2 separate regions of the Homo sapiens genome follow, and region 2 is linked to region 1. A link is a loop called in an ENCODE intact Hi-C map of the cell type or tissue named here. Cell type or tissue: Calu3. All regions are shown on one strand. Each heading gives the region's core, and the rest is flanking DNA. Links, peaks and the distances in the headings are about the cores only.

Region 1 (4,381 bases), core at 318-4,317:
ACCTTGCAGGGTCCCACCAAGACCACTGCAGCCTGGAATTTCCTGCTGACACTGGACGTAGGAGGCCTGGAGGGCCTGCAGGGGTCAGCCAGCGCCTCCAGGACCCTCACTCAAACCTTGTCCCACGCCTTACCACCTTGCACCTGGTCTTCCCACACCAGGAAAAGCCCCTCCCATCCTCCAGACCCCAAAACTCTCAGGCGGCCCCCACACTCTTGGAAGCCCATGACTTGTCATATCTTCTGGGGAGTTTTGGGCCCCAGTACAGCCCACAGCACAACCTCCTGAGGGGCTTGGTTTATTTATATTTTTACTGTAATGACTTACTTGAAATTTTGCTTATTTATTATCTTTTTATCTCTGACACCCTGAGGGGCTTGGGAAGGGTGAACGGAGTGACACTCTGGAGGGGGCCACAGGCTAACCTGCAGGCCTCACATGTGGGTGGAGGTGGAAGAAGGGGCTTGGATTCTGGGTCCTGGCTGCACAGCCCCGGTCGGAGGCCTGTGGGGCTGGGGGCTGGGGAGCTGGCCCCCAGGCTGTAATTACCAGGCTCACCTCCACCTGAAGTGGGGTGTGGTGGCCTCAGCCCCAAATTACAGAGCACAGCTGCATGGTACAGTGCGGGCAGGAAAACAGGGCCTGCTCCTGTCCGGCTCCCAAGCCCTTTTCCCAGCTGGCTTCGCCTCTGCTGAGCCTGGCCACCCCAGAACCAGCAGGTGGGCTCCAGGGAAGCCCTGCAGCCAGGCCAGCCCTGCCCACTCTTGTGTCCATGCTCTGACAGCAGCCAGAGGGGCCCTGGCAAAGGATGAGCAAGGGCTGGAGCCCCCTCTGCTCCCACCCCACACTCTCATCTCACCCAGGAGTCCTCTGCATCTGCGTCCCCTGTGGGTGCAACACAGGACCACAAACTCGGTGGTTTAAAGCAACAGAAATGGGTTCTGTCCCAATTCTGGGGGGCCAGAATTTAGAAATGCAGGTGTCAGCAGGGCTGGGCTTCCTCCAGGAGCTACGGGAGGGTCCCTCCTGCCTCTTCCCGCTTCCAGGGGCTGCTGGAGCTCCTGGGCCTGCGGGTACATCACTCGCCTGTCTCTGCCATCACAGCTGGCACTCCACACCCTTACTTTGTTCATTCCTGTCAGCCCACGGGAATGTGGACCTCAAGACAGGAGAGCCGGGATCTCTGTCCTCTCCCTGCTGCACCCCAGCCACCAGCATGGCTGCAGAGCCCAAGACAGCAGACGGAGGAGGTAGTGCGGTGTGCGCCTTTGGGGCCGGTGGCTCGGGAAGGGCAGGCAGAGCCCTCTACGGGGGACTATGTCCTTTGTGGATGGGCAGAACAGTGCACAGTGGGAGTGCCTTGCACTAACAGATTGGAAACTGAGGCACAGAGGGGAAAAGCGTCCCTGGTCCTCCGGCCTGGTGGAGCATGAGAATCTGGCGCAACTGGCTTTGCTGTGGACTGACTAGTGGATGCTCTCAGGCCCAGGGTCCGGGGTCTGTGCCTGCCAAGCACCCAGGTGATACGTGGGATGGTTACTGAGAGCTGCCAGGGCTCCACCGTGTGCTGGGTATGCTGCCAGGGGTCCACACATGAGGCCCTTCACCCTCCTAGCAACTATGAGATGCTCATCATTTAGAAGGGGAAACTGAGGCTCATGTTGGAGTATTGAGGAACGCCTTCCAGCACCACTGTGCAAGCGGTAGGCCTGCCTGGGGCAGTGGGGAGACAGTTCCCGGAGGGCAGCAGAAGCAGCAAGCGCCCAGAGTCTGGCCCATGCCAAGCCTTGGGGCCCCTGGAAGACCAGCCTGATGGCAGAGGCTGAGGCTTCCCCGTGGGCTCCAGGGGAGGTGGGAGGCCAGGCTGGCTTTGACAAGCCCCCACTGTCTCCTTCCAGCAGCCCCAGCCGGTCCCAGCCCCTGCCTTGGGGCTTCTCAGCCTAGGACTGGCTCATCCCCGCTTGCTGCCCACATCAGCCCCATCTAGTCCCTCCTGCAAGCCCCCGCTCCATCAACCCTCTTTCCTACACCCCAACCATTGCCTGGGGTCCTGCCTTCCAGCTCCATGCTGACTGCACACCCTGAGCCCTCGCCAGCTGCCCAGGGAGCTCCTGGGGCCAGTGCAAAGCTATCCATCCCCTCTGCAGCCACCCTGGCCCTAAGCAAGCAAGAGCTCCCAGCCATGACTGGACAAGGTCCTGGGTGAAGGAACAAACAAGGGAAGCTTCTGGGGAGGCTGGGGAGGCTCCTGGTCAGCAGGAGGCTGCCAGGTGCGGGTAGTAACTGACTCACCCGGTAAGTCTTCTGAGGAGGCCCGGGCCAGTGGAACTCCCAACCAGGTCCCCGGGGAGGAGGCTGCCTGGCAGGCTGGATGGGAGCCGAGGCCAGAGTGTGCCTGGAGCAGCCCCTGGCTCAGCCAGGCAGCAGCTTGGGGCCTCGCCAGGTGGTGGCTGCCAGCCTCCCTGTGAGAGCCGCCGCCTGTGGTTTGAGGCTTTCTGGCTCCCAGGCTGGCTTCCTGCCCAGTGGGTGGTGAGGCTGTGATTGCAGCACGTCCCACCTGGCCCCTCCTGGGGCTGGGCCCTGCACCAGCTCCTGCCTTTACCGGCTGGGTGATGAGGAAAGGGGGCTGAACCCCAGCCCAGTCCCCTGACCTGCTGATGACAGACCCACCTCGGGTGGGGGCTAAGGAGGTGCTGTGTGGGAGGGGCCTAGCATGGTGCCTACTGAATCAGATGCCCCGAGATGGACTGAAACCACGGAGGAGGGAAAAAAATGAGCCCCTGGGAAGGTCTGGAAGTTGTGTGGAAGAACTGACATTTGAGCTGGGTACGGAAATGCAGCAGGGAGGAAAGGAGGTGGCGCTCCTCACCGAGAAGCCAGCCCAGCTAAGGCAAGGTGTGGCCAGGCGCTACACTTTCCAGCATGGCAGGAGCCTGGGTGTGTGGATGTCAGAGGAGAGGGCCACGGGAGCAGGCAGGATGGCGAGGACCCAGAGAACCAGGCCACAGAGCTTGGACTGGGACCAAAGGTGCTGGGGAACCCTGGGGGGTTTGGAACAGAGCAGCGCCCCACTCGCCAGCCTGGCCATGACCAAACAATCAGCAGGACCCCCCATGCACTCACCCAAGAGGAGCTTCCTGCTGGCCACAGTGACAAGAATTGCACTCACCCAAGAAGAGGGCCCTGCCGGCCACAGCGATGAGACTCTGTCTCCAAAAGCTGGCAGTGCCCCATGGACTGGCATGTGGCTTCACAAGAGAGATGGGGGCTCTCAGGGAGGTCATGTGGCAGAGAGGGGAAGGCAGGGTATGGGCAAAAGGCAGAGACAGGAACATGCAGGACGAGTGCCCAGGACAAGGAGGAACCCCCGGACCAGAAGCCTGACTTGGCCAGGGCCTGAATGTCAGGAATCGTCATCATGGCCTGACACGCCGCTGGCTGTAGACTCGTGGAGTCCTTGTGGCACCTGGCCCAGAAAGCTTCCCACGCACAGCCCAGGGCACTCTCCTGGGATTATGGTAAGTGTCTGTGGCCTCTCAAAGCCTAGTCCCCGAGCTGCCAGGCATGGAGGAGGGTGGCAGTGGTGCCCCAGGCCAGCCTGGATGCTGGGCGGCACAGCCCTGAGCTGGATGGCCCGGGAGGCTAAGGCCAGCTCTGCCCAGGAGACCCCAGCAGCTACTGGCTCCATGCCAACATTTGCGTGAGGGTCCCGGGGGAAAGCTGGGTGCCATCGCTAGCTAAAAACTGCTGGCAAACAAAACGGAGGGTTTGGTTGTGCAATGGAAAGGTGAAACCGCAAAGGAGCCCGTGTAACACTTCCCGGGGTTCCTGGGCTCTTCTGAGACTGGCTTGGGGCTTTGGGTTTGGCCGAGGGTGTAAGATCCCGGGAGCAGGAGGCAAGGACTAGAGGGGTATGTGCACGCCCCAGGGCTTGGTCACAGGCACGGTCCCTGCGAACATGCCATCTGCACAGGCTGGGATACTCCAGGCCCACCTGTGCCCTGGGGCCCCTGGGTGGATGGACATCCCCAGAAGGACGTGGTCCCTAATCCTGCCTGGTCAGCTCATCCTGGGACCCCAGGGACCAGACCAGAGCATGTCACTAAGTAGGGGACCCCCATCAGGTGGAGGCGGAGCCTCTCTATTCCTGCCGCTGTCCCTCCCCAGGCTCGACCCCAGGGCCTGGTGGCCTAAAGACAGGCCAGAATGGAGCTGGAGTCCCACTGGACACTGTACAGAGTGGAAAACTGAAGCCCGGGAGCAGCTTCCCAGGGCTCCATGCCCAGCCCCTCCCCAGGGCCCAGGCACACAGGGATACTCCGTGCACCCAGGGACAGGTTTCCAGTAGGGCCGTCTGTCCAGGCCACCTGGGCACATACTG
Region 2 (4,381 bases), core at 157-4,156, 190 kb before region 1:
TTTTTTTGGAGACCGAGTCTTGCTCTGTCACCCAGGCTGGAGTGCAGTGGCGCGATCTCAGCTCACTGCAACGTCTGTCTCCCAGGTTCAAGTAATTCTCCCTGACTCAGCCTCCCGAGTAGCTGGGATTACAGGCACACGCCACCACACCTAGCTAATTTTTAAATTTTAATAGAAACAGGTTTTCGCCATGTTGGCCAGGCTACTCTCGAACTCCTGACCTCAGGTGATCCGTCTGCCTCAGGCTCCCAAAGTGCTGGGATTACAGGCGTGAGCCACCGCGCCCGGCCTTCTCTCTTTTTTTTTTTTTTTTTTTTTCTGAGACAGAGTGTCGCTCTGTCGCCCAGGCTGGAGTACAGTGGCGTGATCTCAGCTCACTGCAACCTCCGCCTTCTGGGTTCAAACGATCCTCGTGCCTCAGCCTCTCTAGTAGCTGGGATTATAGGCGTGTGCCACCACGCCTGGCTAATTTTTGTATTTTTGGTAGAGACGGGGTTTCTACCAAACCCTGGTAGAAATGTTGCCCAGGGTGTTCTTGACCTCGTGGGCTCAAGCAATCCTACCACCTTGGGCTCCCAAGGTGCTGGGATTACAGGTGTGAGCCACCACACCTGGCCAGTTAAACCATATTTCTTACAGGCAGCACAGAGTTGGGCTTTGCTTTTTTATCAATCAGACAACCTCTGCTTTCTTTTTGTGGGGGGGACAGGGTCTCACTGGCATCCAGGCTCGAGTGTATTGGTGCAATCACAGCTCATGGCAGCCTTGACCTCCAGGGCTCAAGGGATCCACCTGCCTCAGCCTCCCGAGTAGCTGTGACTACTGGCACATGCCACCACGCCCAGCTAAAGTATTTTTTTTTTTTTTTTTGGAGAGATGAGTTCTCCCTCTGTTGCCCAGGCTGGTCTTGAACTCCTGGACTCAAGGGATCCTCCTCTACCAGCCTCTAAAAGTGCTGGGATTACAGGAGTGAGCCACCATGCATGGCCCCTCTGCTTCTTAATAGGGGAGTTTAGCCCATTGATATTTAATGTGCTTACTGGTATGGTTAGGTTAGAGTCTGTCACCTTGTTATTTGCTTTCTATTTGTCACATCTGTTCTTTTCTCCCCTTTACTCTTTTTCTGCCTCCTTTTGCGTTCATGAGAAGTTTTATTCGTTACATCATCTTGTTTGCTGGCTTTTTCGCTGTAACTCTTTGTTTTGTTATTTTAGGGGTTGACTTGGGTTTTTAGTTGTTAGCTTTAACGTCCCACAGTTGGCTCTGAGTGACTGATATTTCCTCTTTTTTATGGGTCACCCTTTCCTGCTTCTTTGTCTTTTTGATAATTTTTTATTGGAATGCAGACATTGTAAACTTTAACTCGGGTGGGAGCTAGATACTTTTATATTTCCACAAATATTCCTGAGCTTTGTTCTGGAATGTAGCTGTTTATCTGCAAGCAGTTTGATCCTTTCAAGTATTACTTTTACCGTTTGTAAGGGAGGTCTGGAATAGTGTGGGCTAACTATTCCCCACTATGGAGGCAAGCTGTTTCTGAGCCCCCCACCGCTGTGCGTGATAGGGTTTTCTGCTGAGGCTGGTGGGAGCAGACACAATTCCTAGGTCCATGTGAGCTCCCGGCACTGGTCTCTCTAGTCCTTTCGGATTGTGCTTTCCCGCCTTGGGACGTTTTCCCTGGGATGTGCTGATGGCTCAGTCCCTAATACTCCAGGGGGACTCTCGGGTCTCAGCTTCTCTCTCTGGGCAGCTCTCTGAGCTTCACGAACTTCAGCTGCCTGGAGACCCCCAGCTCTGTCTCATCAGCTCAGGGACTCTGTGGGCTCCACCTCAACTCCCGCTTCCCGCACTGAGGCCTGGAAACCCACCAGAAAGTGCATGGGCAGCGAGAGGCCCCTGAGGCCAATTCCCAGCCCGGGAAGCACTGTTGTGCACGGCCCACGTGTGGGATCTTGAGAGCCATTGTGTTGTGTATTTTGTCTGTTCTGTGTTGCTGTTTGGTTGTTTCATTGTCCTGTGTATTTTGTCTGTTCTGTGTTGCTGTTTGGTTGTTTCAGGCAGGAAGATAAATCCAGTCCCTGCTACCCCATCTCAGCCAGGAGTGGAAATCTGCCTTTTAATTTTGGTGGACATGTTTGGATAGACAGAAACTTGAAATGGTGAAGTGGTGAAATGGGCTGAGCTGCCCTTTTCTTCCATCATGTTTCCACTGTTCTAAAGCTGGAAACATTGTTCCCCAGCATGAAAGCAGATAAGTGTGCAGCACACATCTCTCTAGCTTATTTATCTATTCGAGATGGAGTCTCGCTCTGTTGTCCAGGCTGGAGTGCAGTGGCGCAATCTTGGCTCACTGCAACCTCGGCCTCCAGGGTTCAAGTGATTCTCCTGCCTAAGCCTCCCCAGTAGTTGGGATTACAGACTCCCGCCACCATGCCCGGCTTATTTTTTTATATTTTTAGTAGAGACAGGGTTTTGCCATGTTGGCCAGGCACGTCTCGAACTCCTAACCTCAGGTGATCCAACCGCCCCGGCCTCCCAAAGTGCTGGGATAACAAGCGTGAGCCACCGCGCCCGGCCTCTAGCTTTATTTTTAACCATTTTTTTTTTCACATGTCGTAGCCTCTGTAATTCACCTGGAATGTATTTTGGCATTTGATGTGGAGAGCAAATCTCACTGCCTTTTTTTCCTCCCCAGTGCATACCTGATTTTCTCGACCTCTTTTATGAAATATCCCCGCCAGACTCCCTCGACCGTGCCACCCCCAGGTTCCCGTGCATACACAACATTGCGGGATAGGTATTGTGGAATGAGGATCCGTGTTACGACCTACAGAAGATGTGGCTGTGAAGTCAGGAGTCACGGTCTCAGAGTTGACTGCACTGCCTCGTAGCTGTGTGACCTTCAGGATTTTGTTCAACCCCCTCTGAGCTTCAGTTTGCTCTCTGGGAAGACTCCAAGGATAAGAGCATCTACCTCCTCAGCCTGCTGTGAGAGTTAACAGGGCCAGGGCCAAAGACGCTTTGTCTGACTGCTGGTCTGCGGGGAGCTCTAAATATGAATCTGCTACATCACCTTCACTTTTGAATTCGGCTCTGATGTTCCAAATGTTCTTGGCCGTTCCTTCGTGTTTCTCCTGTACGAATTTCAGCTTCTTTTTGCCAAGTATCTCCCCACCCCCGCCCACCCCCACCCCCAAATAAACTCACTAGAATGTTGGCTGAAAATCTGATAAGGCTACACATTGATTTGGAAAGAAATGATTTTTTGTGAGAGTCAAACTCCCTACCCATTTTTTTTCTTTTGTTTTTTCAAAAGTTTTTTTCTTACATTTGTCATTCAAGTTTGTCATTTTCTTGCTACAGATTCCAAACACTTTTCAAGAGGACCGTCGCTAAGTACTTTATACTCTTGTTTGGGTTTTTTTAGAGTAAAAAATGTTCAAATTCTACTTTATCTTCTAGCTGGTGGTTGTTGGAAGATAATTTTAAAAACTGATTTAAAATATGTATTTTGCATCTGGCCGCGTTCCTGAATTCTCTCATTCTTTCTGAAAACTCTTCCGCCGACTCTCTGGGGGCTCCTAGGAATGTGCTGTTTTGGCTCCTCCTTTCCAGAACTTATACGTCTCATTTCCGCCTCACATCATTGGCATTGTCCTTCATTTCCAGACCAGGGTCGAACAGTAATGGTAAAAGCAGGCATCCTTCTTTGGTTCCTGTCTTGGGCTGGAACGCCTTAGTGTTCCCCCAGCAAGGGGAGATAAAGGAAGTGCTTATTTATAGTTTTCTATAGTTTCTTGAGCCTTCGTGTTGTTTTGCTTTCAGAAACAAGAATTGACTTTTAGCAAATGCCCTTCCCCCTATAGTTAACAATTAGGAACTATTCAAACTATGCCAGTAGGCATAAATAAAGTTAGGAAGAGCCCCCATCTACCCAGCCCCCACTTAGCTTAAGAAAGACAACATGGCTGGGCATGGTAGCTCACGCCTGTAATCCCAGCACTTTGGGAGGCTCGAGTCCAGGAGTTTGAGACTAGCCTGGGCAACACAGTGAGTCTCTACAAAAAATACAAAAGTTGGGCCTGGGTACGGCGGCTCACACCTGTAATCCCAGCACTTTGCGAGGCTCGAGTCCAGGAGTTTGAGACTAGCCTGGGCAACACAGTGAGTCTCTACAAAAAATACAGAAGTTGGGGCCGGGCGCGGTGGCTCATGCCTGTAATCCCAGCACTTTGGGAGGCTGAGGTGGGCGGATCACGAGGTCAGGAGATCGAGACCATCCTAGCCAACACGGTGAAACCCCATCTCTACTAAAAATACAAAAATTAGCCGGGCGTGGTGGCACGCGCCTGTAATCCCAGCTACTCGGGAGACTGAGGCA

What was found. Peaks named below come from ENCODE experiments on the same cell type or tissue, not always from the same donor. Only the 100,000 strongest peaks of a DNase experiment are listed, where the experiment ranks them.
Region 2: it touches region 1 in a loop (11-fold over the local background); 1 of 110 quality-filtered maps calls a loop at or near these places.

Annotation. Positions count from the first base shown.
Region 1 is chr11:2,090,792-2,095,172 of GRCh38, forward strand. No RefSeq gene overlaps it. Among named protein-coding and RNA genes, the nearest start is that of MIR483, 41 kb to the right of the region's middle. In Calu3, for the core only: no CTCF peak of the experiment used is centred there; a DNase peak (open chromatin) is centred at 2,450.
Region 2 is chr11:1,905,137-1,909,517 of GRCh38, forward strand. It overlaps LINC01150 (long intergenic non-protein coding RNA 1150), which reads left to right. Exons shown (of 4, transcript NR_120534.1): 4 at 2,696-3,223. It also overlaps a transcript of PRR33 not described here. Among named protein-coding and RNA genes, the nearest start is that of LINC01150, 11 kb to the left of the region's middle. RefSeq lists enhancers at 1,351-1,852, 1,853-2,352. In Calu3, for the core only: no CTCF peak of the experiment used is centred there; no DNase peak of the experiment used is centred there.